Regions from separate parts of the Homo sapiens genome. Here region 1 is linked to region 2. A link is an interaction called in ENCODE POLR2A ChIA-PET data of the cell type or tissue named here. Cell type or tissue: HepG2. All regions are shown on one strand.

Evidence for each region. ChIA-PET counts read pairs that join two places held together with the same protein. Peaks named below come from ENCODE experiments on the same cell type or tissue, not always from the same donor. Only the 100,000 strongest peaks of a DNase experiment are listed, where the experiment ranks them.
Region 1: POLR2A ChIA-PET joins it to region 2 with 15 read pairs; 8 of 35 experiments call an interaction of 5 or more read pairs at or near these places.

What each region holds. Positions count from the first base shown.
Region 1 is chr16:83,951,951-83,954,450 of GRCh38, reverse strand. It overlaps OSGIN1 (oxidative stress induced growth inhibitor 1), which reads right to left and starts at 1,211. Exons shown (of 6, transcript NM_182981.3): 1 at 1,081-1,211. RefSeq lists an enhancer at 1-398 and a silencer at 887-936. In HepG2, a CTCF peak has its summit at 217; DNase peaks (open chromatin) are centred at 220, 790 and 1,300; H3K4me3 peaks cover 1,887 bases.
Region 2 is chr16:84,013,157-84,015,656 of GRCh38, reverse strand. All of the region lies in intron 9 of SLC38A8 (solute carrier family 38 member 8), which reads left to right. Among named protein-coding and RNA genes, the nearest start is that of SLC38A8, 28 kb to the left of the region's middle. RefSeq lists a silencer at 1,529-1,678. In HepG2, no CTCF peak of the experiment used is centred here; a DNase peak (open chromatin) is centred at 1,386.

The DNA of each region.
Region 1 (2,500 bases), 61 kb after region 2:
TCCCTTTAATTGAAGATGGCAGATGTTGATGGAAAGAAGTTAACATTAAAAATTGATGTTTCAAATTTCACAAAGGCAAACAGGATAAAAGAAATGAAAACAGTTGCACCTTCGACTGACGTTTCTTTCAAGTGTGCGGCATTTGTACTTCTGAGGTTGTTAAAGCTGCAAACTGCTCTGAGACTCTGGGACACCTGTATGTCTGCGTTTCTTTGGCACCTCTAGTGGCCATTTACTCCTTTGCCTTTGAAGACACCCCAGGAGGTGGGTGTTCTTATCCCCATTGTGCAGAGGAAGAAAAGCTGGTCAGGAGGAGTGGGCGTCTTGCCCCAGGTCACCTAGGAGGGTCCAAGACCACGGCCATGTGACAAATCTTAGTTCTGCCAAGTCCCCTCCAGTAAAACAGCTGATTACAGGGAGACCAAGAAAGTGACACGAAGCCCTGGGGGCGCTAAAGTGTGAGGGGGTGGTCTGTCCACGCAAGCGGCACTTGCCATTTATCACAGACGAGCCCTCGCCCCAGTGCCGCACACCTGGAGCCCAGGGTCTCCTGCAGCTCCCCAGCCTCCCAGGGGCCGCCCTCCCAACCCGCCGCACTCTTGAGCCTCCTGAGAGAAGCTAAGTCGCTGGGACCTCCAGGGATGGGGGCTGTTCATGGGCACCCAAGGGCTCTGTCCCTCCTGAGCAGGAGAAGCAGAAACCCAGAAGGCACCCAGCCTGGCTGCCGACCCAGTGGCCTTGGAACAGCTGGGCAGTAAGCCCGGGCTGGCCACACCCCTCTTTCCTGCTAGGAGCGGCGGTCACATGGCCCAGGGTACGCTGGGACTGTGGCCGCTTCAGCTGCTTGGCTGAGGGTACCAGGCACCTGGACAGGGACACAGCTGAGGATCTGGGAGGAACCTGGTGTAGGGGAGAATCCTGCCGGGCTCCAGAGAACCCAGGCGAGGGCCTCCACTCAGGACCACCCGGGACCCCCGCCTGGCGCCAGGGCTCTGCAGACCCTCCGGTCCAGCTGGGCTTGCCACGGGTGCCTGGGATGTGCCTGATTCCCTGCCCCGGAACCTGGCCCCGGACACTCACCTGACAGGCAGTGGTGCAGGAGCCCAGTGAGCCCGGCCAAGTTGTGCACTAGGAGGGTCAGGGGAACACGGATCACAGAGTCCCCCGCGAGATCGGGACACCCATTACCCTGTGGGGATCCAAGAGGCTCTGAGAGGCCAGAGGGAAGTGAGGGTATTTCACGGGGAGGGAGGAGGCGGCGCAGGCAGTGGGCGGGGCCAGGAAAATCACTTTCATAAGCGTGAGTCAGCAGGGGCCCGTGATGAATGAACTTGCACACTGGGCGGGTGTCACGCTGCCTGCCTCATGGCCAGCCTTAAAGGGCCCCTGCTGGGCGGCCTGCCAGGGGGCCTAGGGTGGCGCTCCCTCCCAGCCACCTCCCCCTAGCCAGACCCCCATCCCTGGGGCTCAGTCTCTGGAGGAGGAACCAGTGACCTCTGAATGAGCCAGCCTGGCCTTTGCCATAAGCGAAGAGGAGATGGCTTTGTCCCGCACACAGTTAAAATAACAGTACCTTTAAGTGGCGAAACCCCGTCCAGTTCCCGCATTCCACCTGGATTTCACTGCACCCTCCAATCCCCAAAAGCCCTCTGGCACCAGCCTGCCTGGGCTGCGAATCCAGCTTTGCCATTTCCCAGCTGCAGGGCTCTGGCAAGCTGCCTTAGGGCCCGCACCTCAGTTTCCTCATCTGAAAACTGGGGCCAAGTCACAGATTGTCTCTACCAGAGTGGCCGTGAGGGTTTACATGACATCCTTCTTGTCTGCCATGCTTAGAACTTGAAGCCTGCTCCCAGGCTCTTCTCTCCTGTTTTATGTGGGTAGCACTGCACACCCCACACCTTGCTGTTTCTTAATTATTATTATTTTGAGAAGGAGTTTCGCTCTTGTTTCCCAGGCTGGGGTGCAATGGCGCGATCTCGGTTCACTGCAACCTACGCCTCCCGGGCTCAAGTGATTCCCCTGCCTCAGCCTCCTGAGTAGCTGAGATTACAGGCATGTGCCACCACGCCCGGCTAATTTTGTATTTTTGGTAGAGATAGGGTTTCACCATGTTGGCAAGGCTGGTCTCGAACTCCCGACCTCAGATGATCCGCCCGCCTCAGCCTTCCAAAGTGCTGGGATTACAGGCGTGAGATGCCACACCTGGCCTATTTCTGAATTATTTTATTGTCTCTCTTCCCAAACCAGAATGTGAGCTCTGTGTGGGCAGGGAAGTATATTCGTGACTGCTCTACACAGTGTCTAGAACAGCGCTTAGGACACATAGGCACTCAACATCGGTTAAACAGAAGGGAGGCAGGGAGGGAGGGAAGCAGGGGGGGAAGGAGGGAGGAAGGCAGGGAGGGAGGGAAGTAGGGAGGGAAGGAGGGAGGAAAGCAGGGAGGGAAGGAGGGAGGGAAGGAAGGAGGTAGGGAGGGAAGCAGGGGGGGAAGGAGGGAGG
Region 2 (2,500 bases):
AGCTCCTGATGGACATTCTTGACGTAGGAACGTTTATGATCCCATTCCATAGATGCGAAGACCGAGGCCCTGAACCCCCGCCGGGGGCACAGCTAGTATGCAGCAGGGCTGAGGGTCAATCATACAGCTCTGTCCATGCTACCGCTGGTGCCTCCTGCTAAAAGATTTTGTTTTATTAAAAAAAGAAAATCGTATATGTGAAAGTCACGTGGCTCAAGGCACCCTGCAAATGTCTCCCTTCCCTCCTGCCTCCAGGCCCTGGAGGCAAACACCGTTTCTGCGAAGGATGGTTTCTTAGGAAACCTTCCCAAACAGCCCAAGCATTATCTGAGAAGGGGAAGCCAGCAAGGTGGGGGCTGGAGGGATGCTTCTTCCAGTGGAAAAGGGTACACTGTAGTGGCCCACTGGAGCCCAGAACAGAGACTCCAGATCCGCAGTGGGGGGTGTGTTCCAGGGCCCCACACACAGCAAGTGTTGAGTACACAGTCGAGACTCCCTCAGTGCGTGTTCCGTGAGTGGACCCTGTGATTCAGCCGCGACTGGAACCATGCCAAACAGACATCGAGCTTGGGGACCCTTAGCCAGGTATCCCCAACACCCTGATGCAGCCGTTATGTCAAACAGACAAGAAGTAGATGCCCATTGGTGAAACTTAACAGAAAGCACAGGTAGAGGCTCTTACAGGTCTTCCAAAACTCGAATGGGGGCATGAAACGAAACATTGTTCAGGGTCCCAGGTAAGTGGGTGGTGACAACTTTGTCAATACCCCGGAGGTGGGGGGGCGATGGAAGAATTGAGGGCCACAGAGAAATGTTGGTTATCAAAGAGGCCAACTGATGTGTGGAATATGAAAAGTGGGTTCTTAGCAGGTGAATTAAGATTCAGGGGTTGTCTTTGATGTAGTCCCTTGAGAATCTAACCGTACCTGCCCCAGCTCCCGTAAATTGGGGTCTACTGGGATTAAGAGATAAAGACTGGGGAAGTGAAGTGAAGGGAGGGGAGGAGAACAGCCACCCACTCTGCTCCTGGCTCTGCCCAGAGCTCTCAGAGGTGAGGGGAGTGGCCATGTGGCTCCTCCCTCAGGTTCTGGGTGGAACTTTTAGAGAGGAGAGGGGTGTGGCCATGTGGCTTCTCCCTTGGGCTTAGGGTGGCGCTTTCACAGGTGAGGGTGTGGCTATACAGCTCCTCCCTCGACTCTGGGCAGGGCTTTCAGAGGTGAGGGGTGTGGCCACACAGCTGCTCCTGCATGCTCTGAGCGGAGCTTTCATTGATGGGGATGTGGCCACACGACTCCTCCCTCAGTTCTGGGCCGGGCTTTCAGAGGTGAGGGTGTGGCCACGCAGCTCCTTATTCAGGCTGTGGGCGAGGCTTTCAGAGGTGAGGGGTGTGGCCTTGTGGCTTCTCCCTCGGGCTTAGGGTGGAGCTTTCAGAGGTGAGGGTGTGGCTACACAGCTCCTCCCTTGGCTCTGGGCGGGGCTTTCAGAGGTGAGGGGTGTGGCCACATAGCTCCTCCCTCAGGCTCTGAGAGGAGGTTTTAGAGGTGAGGGGTGTGGCCATGCATCTCCTCCCTCAGCTCTGGGCGGGCCTTTCAGAGATGAGAGTGTGGTCACACAGCCCTTCCCTCAGGCTCTGGGCGGGGCTTTCAGGGCTGAGGGTGTGGCCACACGGCTCCTCACTCAGGCTCTGGGTGGAGCTTCTCAGAGGTGAGGCTGTGGCCACGTGGCTCCTCCCTCACACTCCCTGGTCTGGGCTGTTAGATTAAATTCTGATGCTGTGACCAGGTGGCCAGTTGTAGCGCTGGCTATTTCCTGTGGTGGGAAGGACTGCCCAGGACAGGTTTGAGTTGAGAGAGGATCCTTTGGGAGCTTTAGGCCAAGCTACATGGCCCTGAATCCTAGCAGAACTATTTAAAAAAAAAAAAAAAAAGGGCTGGGTGCAGTGGCTCATGCCTGTAATCCCAGCACTTTGGGAGGCCAAGGCGGGCGGATCACGAGGTCAAGAGGTCCAGACCATCCTGACCAACATGGTGAAATCCCGTCTCTACTAAAAATACAAAAATGAGCGGGGTGTGGTGGCACGCACCTGTAGTCCCAGCTACTCGGGAGGCTGAGGCACGAGAATGACTTGAACCCGGGAGGTGGAGGTTGCAGTGAGCCGAGATGGTGCCACTGCACTCCAGCCTGGCAGCAGAGTGAGACTCCGTCTCAAAAAAAAAAAAAAAAAAAAAAAAACACACACACAACAAAAGAAAGTAATGGTAGCTGCCAGTTGCCGAGCACTTCCCGGGTGTCAGGCATGGACTCTCACCATCTCCTCATAGACTCTGCTGTGGGGGGGCATGTTGTCAAGGTTGCCTGAAAGATGGGGCTCTGGGAAGTCGGTTGCTGCCAGACCTCTGCCTAAGTCATTAGGGCATGTTGAGCTGGGACTCCAGCCCCGTCCTTCCAGCTCCACTGTGTTGCCTCTCCAGGGGGCCTGAGCCAGGGGCACCCATGGGCG